Linked DNA regions of Homo sapiens: region 1 is linked to region 2. A link is an interaction called in ENCODE POLR2A ChIA-PET data of the cell type or tissue named here. Cell type or tissue: GM12878. All regions are shown on one strand. Each heading gives the region's core, and the rest is flanking DNA. Links, peaks and the distances in the headings are about the cores only. Region 1 overlaps CGN (cingulin). Region 2 has its middle 14 kb from the start of POGZ.

Evidence for each region. Peaks named below come from ENCODE experiments on the same cell type or tissue, not always from the same donor. Only the 100,000 strongest peaks of a DNase experiment are listed, where the experiment ranks them.
Region 1: POLR2A ChIA-PET joins it to region 2 with 6 read pairs; 13 of 35 experiments call an interaction of 5 or more read pairs at or near these places.

Annotation. Positions count from the first base shown.
Region 1 is chr1:151,530,258-151,534,649 of GRCh38, reverse strand. It overlaps CGN (cingulin), which reads right to left. Exons shown (of 21, transcript NM_020770.3): 13 at 3,904-4,161; 14 at 2,078-2,248; 15 at 514-675. Among named protein-coding and RNA genes, the nearest start is that of TUFT1, 7.9 kb to the left of the region's middle. In GM12878, for the core only: no CTCF peak of the experiment used is centred there; no DNase peak of the experiment used is centred there.
Region 2 is chr1:151,471,258-151,475,649 of GRCh38, reverse strand. No RefSeq gene overlaps it. Among named protein-coding and RNA genes, the nearest start is that of POGZ, 14 kb to the right of the region's middle. In GM12878, for the core only: no CTCF peak of the experiment used is centred there; no DNase peak of the experiment used is centred there; H3K4me3 peaks cover 1,046 bases; H3K27ac peaks cover 1,364 bases.

The DNA of each region.
Region 1 (4,392 bases), core at 138-4,137, 59 kb before region 2:
CCAGACTGTCCAGTCTGAAAATCAGATTTACCACTTCCTGGCAGTAGACCATGGACAAGTTCATCTCTCTGTGCCTCAGTTTCCTTCATCTGTAAAATGGAGAAAACAAGACTACCTACCCCACAGAGTTATTCTGAGGATTAAGTCTTAAGTGCCTATCACACAGCACAATATGTTTGCTGCTGCTATTATTATTATCAAATATAGCAAACTGAAGAATACTGTTCACTCTAAAGGGGAAACCCACTGCTCAGCTCCAGCCAACTGTTGCCATGCAGACTCAGGACAAGACACTCAGTATTACCATATCTGCCAAATACAAAAGAAACTAGAAATCCAAATTTTTAGGTGACCTCTATAAATTTCTAAACATTGGCAATTGATTCAAAGTTGTTGAAAATACTGCAGCCAAACAAAACTCATCAACTGTGGGCTGTCGGTTTTGACCGCTAGTACAGAAAGAGGCTTGGAAGTCCCACCCTTTTTCCACAGGTCACACCTCAGTGCCCTCACCTCGAGACCCTTCAGCTGCCGGGCCCTGTCGTCCTGGGAACGCTTCTTGTTCTCTGCCTCTTGCTCCAGCCCCTGCAGTCGCTGGGCCAGTAGCTCTTTGTCCAGCCGGGCTGTGTCCCGCTCAGCCTGGGATGCCTGCAGGGCCTGCCGCAGCCTCTGGATCTGGGCAGGGGGTAAAAATGCCACAGCTCAGTGTAGTGAGAAGGTGAGGGTTGAGGGGCAGGAGCAGTCCAGCCCAGTGGGCAGAAACATTTCATCACTGTCACTCTTTAGAATTACCAGTGGCATGATGACAATAAAAAGCAAACTGACTTTTCATCCATTTTCTTTTTTTTTCATTTTTTAGATGGAGTCTCGCTCTGTCGCCCAGGCTGGAGTACAGTGGTGCGATCTCAGCTTACAGCAATCTCCACCTCCCAGGTTCAAGTGATTCTCCTGCCTCGGCCTCCCGAGTAGCTGGGACTACAGGCATGTGCCACCACGCTTGGCTAATTTTTTGTATTTTTAGTAGAGACGGGGTTTCACCGTGTTAGCCAAGATGGTCTCAATCTCCTGACCTCGTGATCTGCCCGCCACAGCCTCCCAAAGTGCTGGGATTACAGGCAAGAGCCACTGCACCTGCCCTCATTAATTTCCTTTATTGTTTTTGTTTTTGTTTTTTGAGATGGAGTCTTGCTCTGTCGCCCAGGCTGGAATGCAGTGGCACAATCGCGGCTCACTGCAACCTCCACCTCCCAGGTTCAAGCAATTCTCCTGCCTCAGCCTCCTGAGTAGCTGGGACTACAGGCATGCACCACCACGCTCAGCTAATTTTTGTATTTTTAGTAAAGACAAGGTTTCACCATGTTGGCCAGGCTGGTCTTGAACACCTGACCTCATGATCTGCCCGCCTCAGCCTCCCAACGTGCTGGGATTACAGGCGTGAGCCACCGTCCTCAGCTTCTTTATTGTTTTTAAAGTCTCTACACAACTTGGAATCACCTGAGGAGTTTTTTTAAATTCTGATCCTGGATCCCATCCCCAGAGATGATGACTGAAGTGGTATGGGATACAGCCTGGGTGTGGGGATTTTTAAAAATCTCCTCAGGTGGCTCTAAGCTACAGAATTTGAAAATCACTGCTCTACAGACAATATATTCCTCCACCCTGCAAGTCATTAGACCTAAACCTGGGCCCCAGGGACCCTTGGCCACAGGTTCAGTTAAGAGGCAAGGACCGGGCTGGGCGCAGTGGCTCATGCCTGTTATCCTAGCATTTTGGGAGGCCGAGGAGGGCGGATCACGAGGTCAGGAGATTGAGACCATCCTGGCTAACACGGTGAAACCCCGTCTCTACTGAAAATATAAAAAATTAGCCAGGCGTGGTGGCAGGCACCTGTAGTCCCAGCTACTTGTGAGGCTGAGGCAGGAGAATGGTGTGAACCCCGGAGGCAGAGCTTGCAGTGAGCCAAGATCGCGCCACTGAACTCCAGCCTGGGCGACAGAGTGAGACTCTGTCTCGGACAAAAAAAAAAAAAAAAAAAAAGAGGCAAGGACCTTCAAACCCAAGGATATTAGACTTCTACCTCATCCTGAAGTCGGCTCAGTCCTCCAGAGGTCTTCTCAGCCTCACTGGCCCAATCCTTGGCCTGGCGCTGGGCATCTGCCACCTCCCGCCGGGCCTTTTCCTTATAATCCTCCAGCTGGGCCTGGAGCTGCTGCAGGGCTTGCTTAGAGTCCTCCCCGATCTTCTCCAACTGAAACACAGAGAAAAGGGTCTTCAGCACTGTACATAAATGACCCTCTCCAGGCCCAGACTCCCAAGACTCTCCCCTAAGGGTCTCCTTCCTGACAAGGCAGCCCTCTCTTGCTCTTTCCTGGGCCTAGGTTCCTAGTATAGCTAATAGTTATATACAGATGTCTGGGTTCAAATCCTGGCTCTACCACTTACTGGTGACCATGTGCAAGTTACTTATCTCTCTGGGTCTCAGTCCCCCATCTGTAAAATGGGATTAAAAATAGTAACTATATCACAAGGTGTTGTGAGAATTACATTAGTTAATTATGTGAAGTTCTGTACTTACAACAGTGCCTGATACAAAGTAAGCCTTAAATGACCATTTCAGCAAACCCAAGGTGCCAATGATTATACGGCGTACCACTAAGAAAAATATGCCAATTAAACTATAACATACCATAAGGTATAAGACACAACTCTATTTCAGAAATGATAAAATGTGCATTTTTCATTGACAAATGATAAGATGTGCATTTTTCATTGACAAATGATAAGATGTGCATTTTTCATTGACAAATGATAAGATGTGCATTTTTCATTGACAAATGATAAAATGTGCACTTTAGAATTGATGTAACATATTACGTGTTTGCTCTTGCTTTACAAAAAGATTGGGAGGAGAACCTTAGCAGCAAAAGCAATTTATTTCCTTTTCTTTTTTCTTTCTTTTCTCCTTCCCCTCACCCAAATTTAAAATTCTACCAATGAAGATTTTTTTTTTTGACAGGCTCTTGCTGTAGCGCAGTGGGGCAGTCACAGCTCACTGCAGCCTCAACCTCCTGGGCTCAAGCAATCCTACGTCAGCCTTCCGAGTAGCTGGGAATACAGATGTCTGGGTTCAAATCCTGGCTCTACCACTAATTAGCAACCATAGGCAAGTTACTTATCTTCTCTGGGTCTCAATTCCCCATCTATAAAGAGAAACTGAGGAACAAGCCACCACAGCAGGCTAATTTTATTTTTAAGTAGAGACAGAGTCTTATTATGTTGCCCAAGCTGGCCATTGAAGATTCTTGTATTTAGGTTTTGTAGACTCCCAAGGGAGAATCCCAGGAGATGTTCTCCAAGAATGAAGACCATAAAGGAATAGGATGTAAGGGAAAGAGCAAAAACATGGAGGGGAGGTAGGAAGGATGCCCCTTCCAGAAGATTTGGTCTTGGTCTTCCTAACAATGAACTTGAGGAAAGCAAACATCACACATTCTTTTTTTTTTTTTCTTAAGACAGAGTCTTGCTCTGTCACCCAGGCTGAAGTGCAGTGGCATGATCTCGCCTCACTGCAACCTCCACCTTCCGGGTGCAAGTGACTCTCCTGCATCACCCTCCTGAGTAGCTGGGACTACAGGCATGAGCCACCAAGCCCGGCTAATTTTTTGTATTTTTAGTAGAGACAGAGTTTTGCTATGTTGGCCAGGCTGGTCTCAAACTCCTGACCTCGGGTATCTGCCTACCTCAGCCTCTCAAAGTGCTGGAATTACAGGAGTGAGTCACCGCACCTGGCCATAATCATCACACATTCTGACTAACCCCTCTCCCCCAAGCCCCTGTCCTCTCAGGCCAGCTTCTGGATGAGCTGGGCCTCTTCCTAAAGGCCCAGAATACCCCATGCCCCACCTCCTTGTTCAGTCGGTCCACAGTCCTGTCCAGCAAACGCTTCTGCTCCTCCAGCTCAGCCTTGCCTCGCCGGAGCACCTCCCGCTGCTTCCCTTCCTCCTCCAGGGCCCGGTTCAGTGTCTGCTGCTCCTGCCCCAGGCGGGCCAGCCCCCGCTGAGCCTCCTCTAGGCGTGCCTCCAGTGCCCGCTTGGCTGCTGCCAGACTCCCCTCCTCTTCCTGGGACGCATTCAGGGCCTCCTCCAGCTGCTGTTTCTCTGCCTGGGAGGTAGGGAAGCAGGGTTGGACTGAGAAAAGGTAAAACTTGGGTTCAAGTCATTTGGAGGTGGGTAGCTGGGCAGGAGAAAGGAGGTATTTATGAAAATGATGTGCAATGAAAACAGGCTCCTAGCAAAGAAATCAGGACACATAGAGCAAGCAAAGGGTGAGAAATAAGAAACAAAACTACCAGTGCAAAGACTGAACATTGGCGCCAAAGTATACACCAGGAAA
Region 2 (4,392 bases), core at 325-4,324:
TAGGTATAGTCACTTTCAGCTAAGTTACTTGCTCTAGAAATGGCGTGGCATAGATATAGCATGATAACTGAGAACCATCTTAAGGCATGCATTCTAAAAGCAACAGCTAAAACGTGAAACAATACCTACACATCAAAATCAGTGAAGCTCTTCCAAAATTGTGACTTCATTTTCACCAAGTAGTTCAGCACCTTGTGAAAGTCTGTGCTTCTACTGAGCTCATGGTGCTTAAGCAAAAGGAAATGAGTCCAGTGCCTGGCTGACTCAGTTGTCATGGCCAGTTCTCATCTGAACACCTGCATGTCTTAGAACACATCAGCACTGCTCTTGTATTACTCCCCAGCAGTTTCACATATACTGTGCTCAGCTATCACATCATATCAGTAAGAAAGTACACTCTTAGAGTCAGTAGGGGTCTGGCATGTTGTATCTCTCAGAACCCTGTTAATTAATTCTCTAAAGTCTTCAATCTAAGGAAACAGCTCAGTAAATCTCTTCAACAAGTTTCCACCATTTAGCTGTCTGACAGCATTAAAATAAACTAGATCTTCATGTTCTGCTTCAGCCTTTTCCAAACATACTAAAAACTGAATATGGCCAAGGGCAGACACACAAGAAACCCAGTCTCAATGCCTCCATCAAATCATGTGATTTGCAGAGCTCCCAGCACACATTTTCCTAATGAATGATGTAATGGAAGCTGGGGCCCCCTAATCGCTTTTGACGTGAATAACTTGAATAACATGCAGAAATCTTTCTTCCCGTGATCTGTGTCAAGTGAGCTTAGCTTTTCCATACTTAGACAAACTTCTCAAGTTCCATCTTGACAAGAGGTTAGGCCCTACTAGCTAATTAGGCACACTTTTTCCCCTGAAAATTTTAAGTGGTCCACAATCCAAGGTCAAGGGAGCCTGCATCTGGTAAAAGGGCTGCAGGAGGGACACTTCCACACAAAGCTTCACTGATGAAATGAAATCACTGTGCTAGTGTCCCCATCCTGGTCTTTTCTCTGTGTATATCACAGTATGGGCATGGCACCTTCATTCATTCAACCAATATTTCTTAGTGTTAGCCATGTGCAAAGCCCTTTGGAAGATACCAAGATAAATAATACTAACAGCTATCATTTAATGAGCCTCTTACATCCGAGATCCTTCTAAATGCACAACACCAAAAGATTAACTCCCTTTCGCTGAAGAATAAAACTGGGTCCCTATATTTAAGGAGTTTATATTTACAAAGATTTCTGATATATAGCATGGTACAGACTATATGTATATGAAATCCTAACTGCTGTTTGTAATGAAATTAACAAGTACATCAGATTGTTTAATTTGTAGTACTCAACAGCATTCTGATCTAAGCACTTCTCAAATGTTTGTTGACAGGGCCAACTAGGAGACAGTGACAGGTTGTTTTCTATCTACACTAGGAACACAGCAAAAAAATACTTAAAATGCATGCGCAATAAAGCAAAATTTCCTAAATCTTAATAAAGAGAAGCTCGTAAATTACTTGCCACTGAAATTTTTTAAATAATCTGAATTAAACCTGGGCTGAGCTAGGTATAATTTTACCCACTTGAAGCAGGGACATGTATTAGAATGAAGTAAAACAAAAACTCCACGTCATCACCTACAGAAATGTTCATCATGCACCACGGTGATGTTTTGGGGAGTAGGCCTCCATTTGGCAAAATTACTAGCACACCAAAATCTTATTCTGGTGTCAAGTGAGACCAGCAGCCAGAGCCTAGGAGCCTGATGTTGGGCCCTGTTAAAATGTTATTTACATCTAAATTAATTTGAGAGAGAAAAAGAAAGTAGGAAAAACTATATTTTAAATATCACATTTTTTTTTCCTCCACTTCATTTTCTGCACTCCTACTATGGCTCCCTTAACTCAGTCTGAGGCCAAGAGATTATGATGACAAAAGAGAAATGATCAATAAGAAAAGGCGGCTCCTGAAAACCCAAGCCCACTCGAGGGTTCAGACCTCGAATCCCACCCTTCGGAGCCTCGCCGCTCCCTCCCGGGTTGCGGGCGCCAGCAGAGGAGCGCAGGGCGGACACTGCCCTTTTCTGGACTTCGGTGCTCTTCACCCCGCTTCCCAGTGCCTCCTGCCGCCCCGCGGCCTCCACACCCACGCGCCGCGGGCCCCCGCGCCTTCGCGGCTCCAGCTGTCCCCTCCCGGTATACCCACCCACCCGCACGTCCAACGCCCTTTTTTCCCCCCCCGAAAACTTTCTAGACGGTAGGGACTATTTTCTTCTAATGTAACCTTCCACCAAACTGGAGGGAAAAGTTACCCGAGGCCAGAGAAGGGCTGGGGACGTGGGAGGGACTCACAAGATCCCTGGTTCTAAAAACAGAGGTCTCTTTCCATGAAAGTGAGTAACTGGGCCCCCAAGCCAGAGTTTTGTTTGTTGGATTAATTGGTCAAGGTGCACGTTGAAGCTAAATATCTTAAATGGAGATTTTTAAAAAATGGATATAAAATAGACTCCACTAGACAAATGGTTCTTGTCTTCAGACCTTGCAGTTCTTTCTATTGATTCTCATGTTATCTGTCCCTCCCTACCCCGGGCTCCCACGTCATGAGGTTCACGTATAGGGAAATCCAGGTCACTTCAGTATGATGACTTCATAAACCCTAGAGGAAGAAGTCAAATCTAGAAACTGCTCTTTGAGGCAGTTTGCTGAATTCTATTCTGTATTCTGGAAAGGTAAGCTAACCTGCAGAAATAGTTAATGATTGGGATAATCCTCTAGACCTTCTTTTTCAAACTGGGTGGCAAAATCAGTTTGACAAGCAGTATTAAGAAGGAAGGAGAGGACGGAATGATGGAAGAAAGGGCTGGGCACAGTGGCCCAAGCTGTAATCCCTGCACTTTGGGAGGCCGAGGCAGGGGGAACACTTGAGGCCCCAGGTTGGAGACCAGACTGGGCAACATAGGGAGATCCCATCTCTACAAATAAAAATAAAACTAGCCGGGTGTGGTGGTGCACTTCTGTGGTCCCAGCTACTCCAGAGGCTGAGGCAGGAGGATTGCATGAGCCCAGGAGTTCAAGGCTGCAGTGAGCCATGTTTTATAAGCCACTGCACTCCAGCTTGGGCAACGGAGCAAGACACTGTCTCAAAAAAAAAAAAAAAAAAAAAAGAGGTGTAATAAAAGAGAATAGAAAGCTATCACATAGTGAATATCAGTAGTCTTTCATACAATCTGAATCATGAAAAGTACTGTGTGTTTGTGTGTAGCCAGTCAAGATGTAGAATATGCTTTTTACTGTGGGTGGCTGTCAAAAAATGTTTAAAAACCACTGTGCTAGACAGTGGAACTTTTTAAGGATGCTTAGATTGGAAAGGTTGAAAAGTCATCTAATTTATTCCTCTATACTTAGACAGTATTTCATTTTAAGAATAGTACAGACTTTAATTACCTTTCTTGCTTATCATCTCATCTCAACATTTCCTACTAATGATTTGTGAATAATTTGTCTCTTTAAAGCTATTATTTCAGTAAAGAAAGCTATAACTTTCTTTACTGAAAGAAAGTTATACAAAGGCAATTCTGCCAAGTTCCCTTTTTTTCTATGGCTCTTCTATCCTGTCCCCTGGGCAGTGGACATATTACAAATGTGCCTGAAAGATCTGTCTCCAGTGGAGTCCCAGAGAAATCTGAGTTGCTGGAATATCATGTCATCAGATACCCCCATGGATCTATTTTACTTTATTTTAAAATTTGAATTTTTATTTATCTTTTTTCCCCTTATTATTTATTTCTAAAATTTCATCCACCCATATAGGTTATATGAAAGCCTGAAGGTCTTTGTTTGTTTGTTTGTTTGTTTTGAGATGGAGTCTTGCTCTGTTGCCCAGGCTGGAGTGCAGTGGCGCAATCTCAGCTCACTGCAACCTCTGCGTCCTGGGTTCAAGCAATCCTCCTGTCTCAGACTCCTTAGTAGCTGGATTTACAGGCGCACACCACCACGCCCGGCTAATTTTTGTATTTTCAGTAGAGACGGGGTTTCACCATTTTGGTCAAGCTGTTCTCGAACTCCTGATCTCAGGTGATCCACCTGCCTTGGCCTCCCAAAGTGTTGAGATTATAGGCATGAGCCACCGCATCCAGCCAGAAAGCCCAAAGGTCTTGAATTGACTTTGTCCCTTCTCAAGTAGGGGAGCTCTCTGTCATGCTAACAAGTTTGTGACTGAAACTTTCTATCTTTACACCCATTTCTTCCCCCCATTACACACACTCCAATCTGGCCACTTTCAGTAGCTTAACGTTTGGATTAAAACGCCCAAATTGGGCCCGGTGCGGTGGCTCATGCCAGTAATCCCAGCACTTTGGGAGGCCGAGGCAGGTGGATCACTTGAGGTCAGGAGTT